Regions from separate parts of the Homo sapiens genome. Here region 1 is linked to region 2. A link is an interaction called in ENCODE POLR2A ChIA-PET data of the cell type or tissue named here. Cell type or tissue: PC-9. All regions are shown on one strand. Each heading gives the region's core, and the rest is flanking DNA. Links, peaks and the distances in the headings are about the cores only.

The links. Peaks named below come from ENCODE experiments on the same cell type or tissue, not always from the same donor. Only the 100,000 strongest peaks of a DNase experiment are listed, where the experiment ranks them.
Region 1: POLR2A ChIA-PET joins it to region 2 with 5 read pairs; 10 of 35 experiments call an interaction of 5 or more read pairs at or near these places.

Annotation. Positions count from the first base shown.
Region 1 is chr1:11,769,083-11,773,473 of GRCh38, forward strand. C1orf167 (chromosome 1 open reading frame 167) reads left to right here. Exons shown (of 21, transcript NM_001010881.2): 6 at 1-45; 7 at 2,442-2,554; 8 at 3,000-3,177. Among named protein-coding and RNA genes, the nearest start is that of C1orf167-AS1, 8.3 kb to the right of the region's middle. In PC-9, for the core only: no CTCF peak of the experiment used is centred there; no DNase peak of the experiment used is centred there.
Region 2 is chr1:11,819,431-11,823,821 of GRCh38, forward strand. It overlaps CLCN6 (chloride voltage-gated channel 6), which reads left to right. Exons shown (of 23, transcript NM_001286.5): 5 at 58-124; 6 at 3,265-3,371; 7 at 4,277-4,391. Among named protein-coding and RNA genes, the nearest start is that of CLCN6, 15 kb to the left of the region's middle. In PC-9, for the core only: no CTCF peak of the experiment used is centred there; a DNase peak (open chromatin) is centred at 2,261; H3K4me3 peaks cover 366 bases; H3K27ac peaks cover 1,791 bases.

The sequences.
Region 1 (4,391 bases), core at 234-4,233, 50 kb before region 2:
CACAGTGGTGGACCCCGCCCAGAGAAGCAGGCTGGAACACACCAGGTTGGTCAGTGTTGCCTGGGAAGCCGGTGGCCTTTCTTCCCCAACTTCCTGCCTTGCCCCCACTACTTCCTCATCCCCACAAAAGAATGGGAATGAAATAAGCAGATGTGGGCAAAGATTTATGCAAAAAAGATGTCCATCATGGCATCATTTATAATTGTAAAAACTTCAAAACAGCCAGGCACGGTGGCTCACACCTATAATCCCAACACTTTGGGAGGCCTCGGCCAGGAGTTAGACACCAACCTGGGCAACATAGCGAGACCCCGTCTCTAGCAAAAAAATGTAAACATTTAGCCAGGCATGGGGGCATGCTTGTAGTCCCAGCTACTCTAGAGACTGAGGCAGGAGGATCACTTGAGGCCAGGAAATCAAGGCTGCAGTGAGCTATGATCATGCCACTGCACTCCAGCCTGGGCAACAGGTCAAGACCCTGTCTCAAAAAAACAAGCTGAAAAGCAGCCTAAATGCTCAACAGTGAGTGAGGAAATGATGGTTTGACCATGTGATGAACAATTAGCAACCATCCAATATGATGTTTAGGAAGTTTTTTTTTTTTTTTGAGATGGAGTCTCGCTCTGTCGCCCAGGCTGGAGTGCAGTGGCACAATCTCAGCTCACTGCAAGCTCCGCCTCCCAGGTTCACGCCATTCTCCTGCCTCAGCCTCCCGAGTAGCTGGGACTACAGGCGCCCACCACCATGCCCGGCTAATTTTTTGTATTTTTAGTAGAGACGGGGTTTCACCGTATTAGCCAGGACCTCAAGTGATCCACCTGCCTCGGCCTCCCAAAGAGCTGGGATTACAGGCATGAGCCAGCCACCACGCCTGGCCAGGAAGATTTTTTACTGGTTATGTTTCCAATCATAGCAGTAATGCATGCTCAATTTGAAAAATATTCCAAATAGTTGGAAGTCTATTAATTAACTTGAAAGCTTCATCCTTTCATAGCCCCCTCCCTGGAAGTATTTTTATGAATATTTGCATAGCATTTTTTAAAAAAAAGGGAAAATGGTGTGGCAATGTTAAATTTTTCTTAAAGGAGCATAAAAATGTATCCAAAATATTTTTCCCAACCACATAGTTGCATAGAAACCACATGGTGCATAGAAAAAGGACCAGAAAGAAAAAAAAAAACCTGAAAATGTGCAATGTGAAAATCCCTAACACTGCTGAACTGTACACTTAAAAATGGTTACAATGGTAAACTTTCTGATGTGTATTTTACCACAATTAAGGAGTAAAAGATATTTCATTTAAAAATGCTAAAATGGAAACTATGCTTATCTCTGGGACAGTGGGATTAAAGTCGGTTATATTTTTCTTTTTTTTTTTTTCGAGTCAGAGTATCGCTCTGTTGCCCAGGCTGGAGTGTGTGGAACAATCTGGCTCACTGCAACCTCCGCCTCCTGGGTTCAAGCGATTCTCCCGCCTCAGGCTCCCAAGTAGCTGGGATTATAGGCACACACCACCACGCCTGGCTGATTTTTTTTTTTTTTTGTATTTTTGTATTTTTAGTAGAGATGGGGTTTCGCCATGTTGGTCAGGCTGGTCTCAAACTCCTGGCCTCAAGGTATCTGCCTGCCTCAACCTACCACAGTGCTGGGATTATAGACGTGAGCCACTGCGCCCGGCCTCTGGTTATTTTTTTCTTTATTTCCCCAATTTTCTACTACAGTTGGGTATTTTTTTTTTTTTAAACAGAGCCTTGCTCTGTCACCCAGGCTGGAGTACAGTAGTGTGATCTCTGCTCACTGCCACCTGTGCTTCCCAGGCTCAAGCAATTCTCATGCCTCAGCCTCCCGAGTAGCTGGGACTACAAGTGTGTGCCACCACACTGGCTAATTTGTGTGTGTGTGTGTGTGTGTGTGTGTGTATATATCACCTCTGGCAGCGTGTGTGTGTATGTGTGTGTGTGTGTGTGTATATATATATATATATATATTTTTTTTTTTTTTTTTTTTTTTTTTTGTAGTAGAGACGGAGTTTCACTATGTCGGCCAGGCTGGTCTCAAACTCCTGGCTTCAAGTGATCTGCCCGTCTCAGCCTCCTAAAGTCCTCGGATTACAGGTGTGAGCCACCATGCCTGGCCATGTTCTTATTTTTAAATTGAACAAATGTATTTAAATAATTATTTAAATGATATTTATTTTAATACATGTTTGTTGTTTAAAAAAATCCAAATAGTATTAAAGAGAATAAATCAAGAGCAGAACCTCCCCCCAGCAATAGCTTTTAAATCCGACATAAAATAAACTGTCCAGAAGAGGGTAGGGGGACTCAGCGCCCCCTGCTCCCAAGGGCAGACCGCACCTGCCTGGGGTGGGGCGGACAGGTTGGGACCGAGTGCCCTTCCTCCCGGGTCATCAGCTTCTCTCTGGGCAACTTTGCTTTTAGTCCAGGAAGTCTGAGGGAGGAGGAGATTGCTCAGCGGCTTCTGTCACATCCTAGGCAGAGAACAGACAGCAGACACGAGAGAGTCCAGATCCTGCAGGCCCTGCAACTGGCTGGTGAGACGTGGGGTGCTGGGAAAGCGGGGAGATGGAGCCTGGCCACGCAGGGCCTGAGCTCCACACTGGGCAGGGGCGGGGGACCCTGGGCGAATGAATGTTTATTTTGCATCTGCTTTGGCACATTCCCAGAGACAATCTCATTTGAGCCTCACAGTGACCCCCAAGAGGAACTGTGCCCATTTTACGGATGGGGAACTGAGGCACAGATAAGTTAAGTGACTTGTTTGAGGACACACAGCATGAGAGGAGCACGGCCTGCATTTCTGGGCTGATACACTGATGCAGGCCCACACCAGAGGCTGGAGTATTGGAGCTAGACTTCACTTACTCAGAGATGGGGGGTGCCCTGCGACAGGCACCCCACATGTCAGGGGCCCCTCCTGGCTCAGATCCTCCCATCTGCTTACTCTCTCTTTTCTCTCCCTCCTCCCTCTCTCCTTAGTGTTCTTCCTGTGGTGCCAACAGAAGAAACGGGCCAGACAGGAGAGGGAGACTCTGCGGAAGGCCACCAGGGCCACACAGAGGACAGGGAGCTTCCCCCAGGCCTGGCACTCTACTGCTGCAGGTGTAGCCTGGGTGGCCCCACTGAGCCCCCAGCACCAGAGAGCTTGGCTGTGCAGGTAGGATGCCCTTCCCTTTTTTTTGAGATGAGGTCTCACTCTGTCACCTAGGCTGAAGTACAGTGGCACCATCTTGCTCACTGCACCCTCCACCTCCCTGGCTCAAGCAATCCTCCCACCTCAGCCTCTCGAGTAGCTGGGACCATAAGCATGTGCCACCACGCACAGCTAATTTTTTTGTATTTTTGATAGAGACAGGGTTCCACCATGTTGCCCAGGCTGGTCTCGAACTCCTGAACTCAAGTGATCTGCCCACCTTGGCCTCCAGAAGTGCTGGGATTACAGGCGTGAGCCAGCATGCCTGGCCCCCACTTCCCTTTAAGTCAGCTCTTGACTCCTAGTATTGAGAGGCAAGGATGCAAATAGGAAATGAAAGCAGCCATCGACTGAGCATGCCTAGAACATGCTAGCCCGCCCCACTGGCTGGGATTTGGATATAAGCAAAGCTTAGTCCCGGCCTCCCACCTCTGCCCATCATCACAGTGGAACCCATGGCTGGTGGGGGAACAGACAGGAAACTAGCAGTCCCAAGGGTGTATGTGAATACCACCTGGCTTAAGTGTTGTGAAGAGAAGGAACACAGATCTATGAGTTTCTTTTTTTGCTCCCTGGTGGTTAACTTTTTATTATGGGGCATTATTATTATTATTATTATTTGAGACGGAGTCTCGCTCTGTCACCCAGGCTAGAGTGCAGTGGCACGATCTCGGCTCACTGCAACCTCCACCTCCTGGGCTCAAGCGATTCTCCTGCCTCACCTCCCAAGTACCTGGGACTACAGGCACATGCCACCACGCCCGGCTAATTTTTTTTGTATTTTTAGCAGAGTCAGGGTTTCACCATATTGGTCAGGCTGGTCCTGACCTCAGGTGATCCACCCACCTCGGCCTCCCAAAGTGCTGGGATTACAGGCATGAGCCACCGCACCCGGCCTGTGGGGCATTTTTCTTACTCAAAAGTAGAGCAGATAGGATAATAAACCCCAGCGCACCAATTACCCAGCTTCAACAAAATCAGCCTCTCTTGAAGCTTGTTTCATGTGTACTCCAAATACATCCCCCGCTCCAAATTATTTTGAGGCAAATCCCATGCATTATACCATTTCATCCATAAATATTTTTATATGCCTCTCTAAAAGATAAGGACTCTTTAGAAACATAACCACTGGCCGGGCGCGGTGGCTCATGCCTGTAATCCCAGCACTTTGGGAGGCC
Region 2 (4,391 bases), core at 238-4,237:
TATACTTGTGCTACACTTGGAAATAAGGCTGTGTGACAGATCTCTTGCTCTTCACAGGTGGGTCTCTTTGTGGACTTTTTTGTGCGACTCTTCACCCAACTCAAGTTCGGAGTGGTACAGACATGTATCCTTTTCACGGTTCCTGGTGTTCGTGGACTTCAGTGGTCACCAAGATTCTTTCTTACATAGAAATGGGTCTAACAGTAAGCATAGTATTAGAAGGGCCGCTTATTAGCTATTCAGCTTTAATATTTCTAATGATCACTGAAGGACACAAAAGAAGGACTTTAATAAGCAAAGACATATACCTATGTTTGTGGTTGATAAGATTACAGATGCCGCAAAGATGCCTGTACTCCCTAATCTGTAAATTTAATGTAGTTCCAATCAAAATTCCAATAGAATTTGTTGTGGAACTCAGAAATTCTTTGTAAATTTGTGTAGAAGAGTAAAGGGCCAAAAGCAGTCAGTATAGTTCTAAATGACAAGAAGGTGGACTTGACCCTGTCAGATATCAAGTCTTATAAAATTAACAAGTTTGGGGAGTTAGGGAAAAAAAAGTCATAAAATTTAAGATACAGTCATTGAAATTGGTCATATTGGTGCAGGAATACCTAGACAGTGGAAAATGATAGAGAAGCAGAAGCTGGTCCTCACATACATGGAACTTTGGTGAATGACAGTTAATATTACAAATCAGTGAGGGAGTGATGAATGATTTAATAAAAGACGCTGTGTTATTTAATAAATAAAAGATACACATCTCTGTAGTCCCAGCTACTTAGGAGGTGAGCCCAGGAGTTTGAGGCTGTAATGCACCATGACTGTGCCTGGGCAGCATAGCAAGACCCTGTCTTAAAAAAAATGATGCTGGGACATGGGTGATCCATATGGAAAAATAGTTATATTCCTATTTCATACTATAAATAAGATAAATTCCAGATGAAGATGTAAATATGCAGAACAAAACTTCGGGAGACTATATGTTGTCAAGAGTGGGGAATAATTTCTTAAAACTCCAGAAGGCACAGACTATAAGAAAAAACATCAATGGGGCCGGACACAGTGGCTCACGCCTGTAATCCCAGCATTTTGGGAGGCAGAGGCAGGCGGATCACAAGGTCAGGAGATTGAGACCATCCTGGCTAACACGGTGAAACCCCGTCTCTACTAAAAATACAAAAAAATTAGCTGGGCGTGGCGGTGTGCGCCTGTAGTCCCAGATGCTGGGGAGGCTGAGGCAGGAGAATGGCATGAACCTGGGAGGCGGAGCTTGCAGTAAGCCAAGATCACGCCACTGCACTCCAGCCTGGGTGACAGAGCAAGACTCCGTCTCAAAAACAAACAAACAAAAACATCAATGGCTGGGTGCAGTGGCTCATGCCTGTAATCTCAGGACTTTGGGAGGCCGAGGCAGGCAGATCACCTGAGGTCAGGAGTTCAAGGCCAGCCTGGCTAACATGACAAAACCCCATCTCTACTAAAAGTACAAAAAATTAGCTGGGCATGGTGGCGGGTGCCTGTAATCCCAGCTACTTGGAAGGCTGAGGTGGGAGAATCGCTTGAACCCGGGAGACAGAGGCTGCAGTGAGCCGAGATCGCGCCATTGCACTCCAGCCTGGGCAATGAGAGCAAAACTGTCTCAAAAAACAACAACAAAAAAAAAAAACAAACAAAATCAATAAATTTGACCACATCAAAGTACATATTGTATTTATAAAGACAAAAACTCCAAATAACAACAATAAAACACCATAAATAAAGTGAAAACAAGTCCACAGCCTGAGAGAGGTTATTTACTATGCATTTAAGAGGCAGATAATTAGTATCCAGAATACAGGAAGAGGCTGGGCGCGGTGGCTGACGCCTGTAATCCCAGCACTTTGGGAGGCCGAGGCAGGCGGATCACTTGAGGTCAGGAGTTCAAGACCAGCCTGGCCAACATGGTGAAACCCTGTCTCTACTAAAAATACAAATTGAGCTGAGTGTGGTGGTGTGCACCTTTAGTCCAGATACTTGGGAGGCAGAGGCAGGAGAATCACTTGAACCCAGGAGGCGGAGGTTGCAGTGAGCCGAGATTGCAACACTGTACTCCAGCCTGGGTGACAGAATGAGACTCTGATTCAGAACAAATAATACAGGAAGAACTCCTGCAACTCAATCAGAAAAACAACAGATGGTCCAATGGAAGGAAAACGAGCAAAGGATGTGAACTGGAATTCTCAAAAGAGAAAAACTGGCCAGTAAACCTCTAGAAAAAGGAAGGTGCACATTCCTGTGACTCATACATTCCTCTTAGAAATTTGAACCGTAGACATGTACAAAGGTGGTAATTATAGCTTTATGATAGCAAAAAGCTGGAGTCACCAAATGGGAGAATGGAAAAATTATGGTACATTCATATGGTATCATTTTAGACATCATGTCATTTCTGTAGATTGTAAAATAAAAATTTTAGACAAGTGAAAGTGAACGAACCACAGAGTTGTGTGTATCAACATGGCTAATTCTCAAAGACTTAATGTTGAGAAAAAAAGAGCAAGTTACAGAATATACAAGTGCCGTGTACAACAGTGTGGACACTTTTGAAATACACACAATAATTTCAGGTTAGTGGTTTCTCCCAGGGGAGAGAGGAAGGAAAACTGTTTTTTTTTTTGTTTTGTTTTGTTTCTTAAAATGGTACTGAATGTTTTCTTTTTTAAAAATACCTGGAGCATATATGGCATGTTGTTGAGATTTGTTAAAGCTACAGTTGTGAGGGTATGGGTATTCGTTACTTTTTGTAATGTTTGAAGTATTTCCTAATGTCAAAGGCATCTCAAACAATTTTTTCTTTTTTTTAAGAGATGAGGCCTCACACTGTTGCCTAGGCTGGAATGCAGTGGTGCAATGACAGCTCACTGCAGCCTCAGCCTCCCAGGCTCAAGCGATCCTCCCACCTCAGCTTCTTGAGTAGCTGGGACCATAGGCATATACCTTTTGTACTTTTTGTAGCGACATGGTCTCACTACATTGCCCAGGCTGGCCTCCAACTCTTAGGCTCAAGTGATCCTCCTGCCTCAGCCTCCCAAAGTGTTGGGATTACAGGCATGAGCCATTGCACCCAGTCATCTCAGGCAGTTTTTAAAAAATTTTTATATATAGAGAAAAAGTGCACTCAGCAGCCAGCATGATCCAAAGGAGAAGCAGCTGCACCCTCTCAAGTGATGACGGGGACACCCCTCGGCTGATGAACAAGTTTCCTTAACCCAGTTTCCGCAGCGGTGGAGGAGTGCAGCCAGAAAGGCTGCCTCGCTCTGTCTCTCCTTGAACTCCTGGGTTTTAACCTCACCTTTGTCTTCCTGGCAAGCCTCCTTGTTCTCATTGAGGTGAGGTGGTTTGGATTCACCTGCTCGCTTAGGAGGTTTTAGAGTCCCGCACTCCTTTTCCCCACCTCCTTCCAGAATGTCAGGAAACTGAGAATGCAGATTCCTGCAGAAAGTGGCCTCTTGTTCACTAAAGGTAAAGGTTTCACCTCTGGTGAGATTAAAGAAGAAAGGCCTCCCAGGTGATGCTCATTCACAGGGAACTTGTACAGATTCTGGGGGGAGGAAAAAAGGGGGAAAGGGCTGAAAACAAAACTGTTGGGTGCCATGCGCACTACCTGGGTGACAGGATCATTCATGTCCCAAACCTCAGCATCATGCAATATACCCTCGTAACATACCTGTACATGCAATCCCTGAACCTAAAATAAAAGTGGAAATTATTTTTCTTTAAAAAGTGCAAGTCTGGCCACTTTGGGAGGCCAAGGCGGGCAGATCACCTAAGATCGGGAGTTTGAGACCATTCTGACCAGTGTAGAGAAACCCTGTCTCTAGTAAAAATACAAAATTAGCCGGTAAAAATACAAAATTAGCCGGGCGTGGTGGCGCATGCCTGTAATCCCAGCTACTCGGGCGACTGAGGCAGGGGAATTGCTGGAACCCAGAAGGCGGAGGTTGCAATGAGTGGAGATTGTGCCATTGCACTCCAGCCTGGGCAACAAGAGTGAAACTCTACCTCAAAAAAAAAAAAGAAAAAAAAGTGCAAGTCCTCCCATTGCCCCTCAGACCTCCTGAGTCAGATCCTCTGGAGTGGGGCCCAGCAGCTGTGGTTCTGCAAGCCCTCCAGGTGACGCTCACGCTGCTAATGAAGGTGGCCAGCTCTCCCTCTTCCGCCGCCCAGATTGTTGAGGGTAAGCCAGAGAACCAATGGATTTCGAGTTATGGGTGTGCCTGCTCTCCTCCATCAGCCGGTGGCAGCAGGTTCCGGGATACCCGAGGTCAAATGCTATCTGAATGGCGTAAAGGTGCCAGGAATCGTCCGTCTCCGGACCCTGCTCTGCAAGGTCCTTGGAGTGCTGTTCA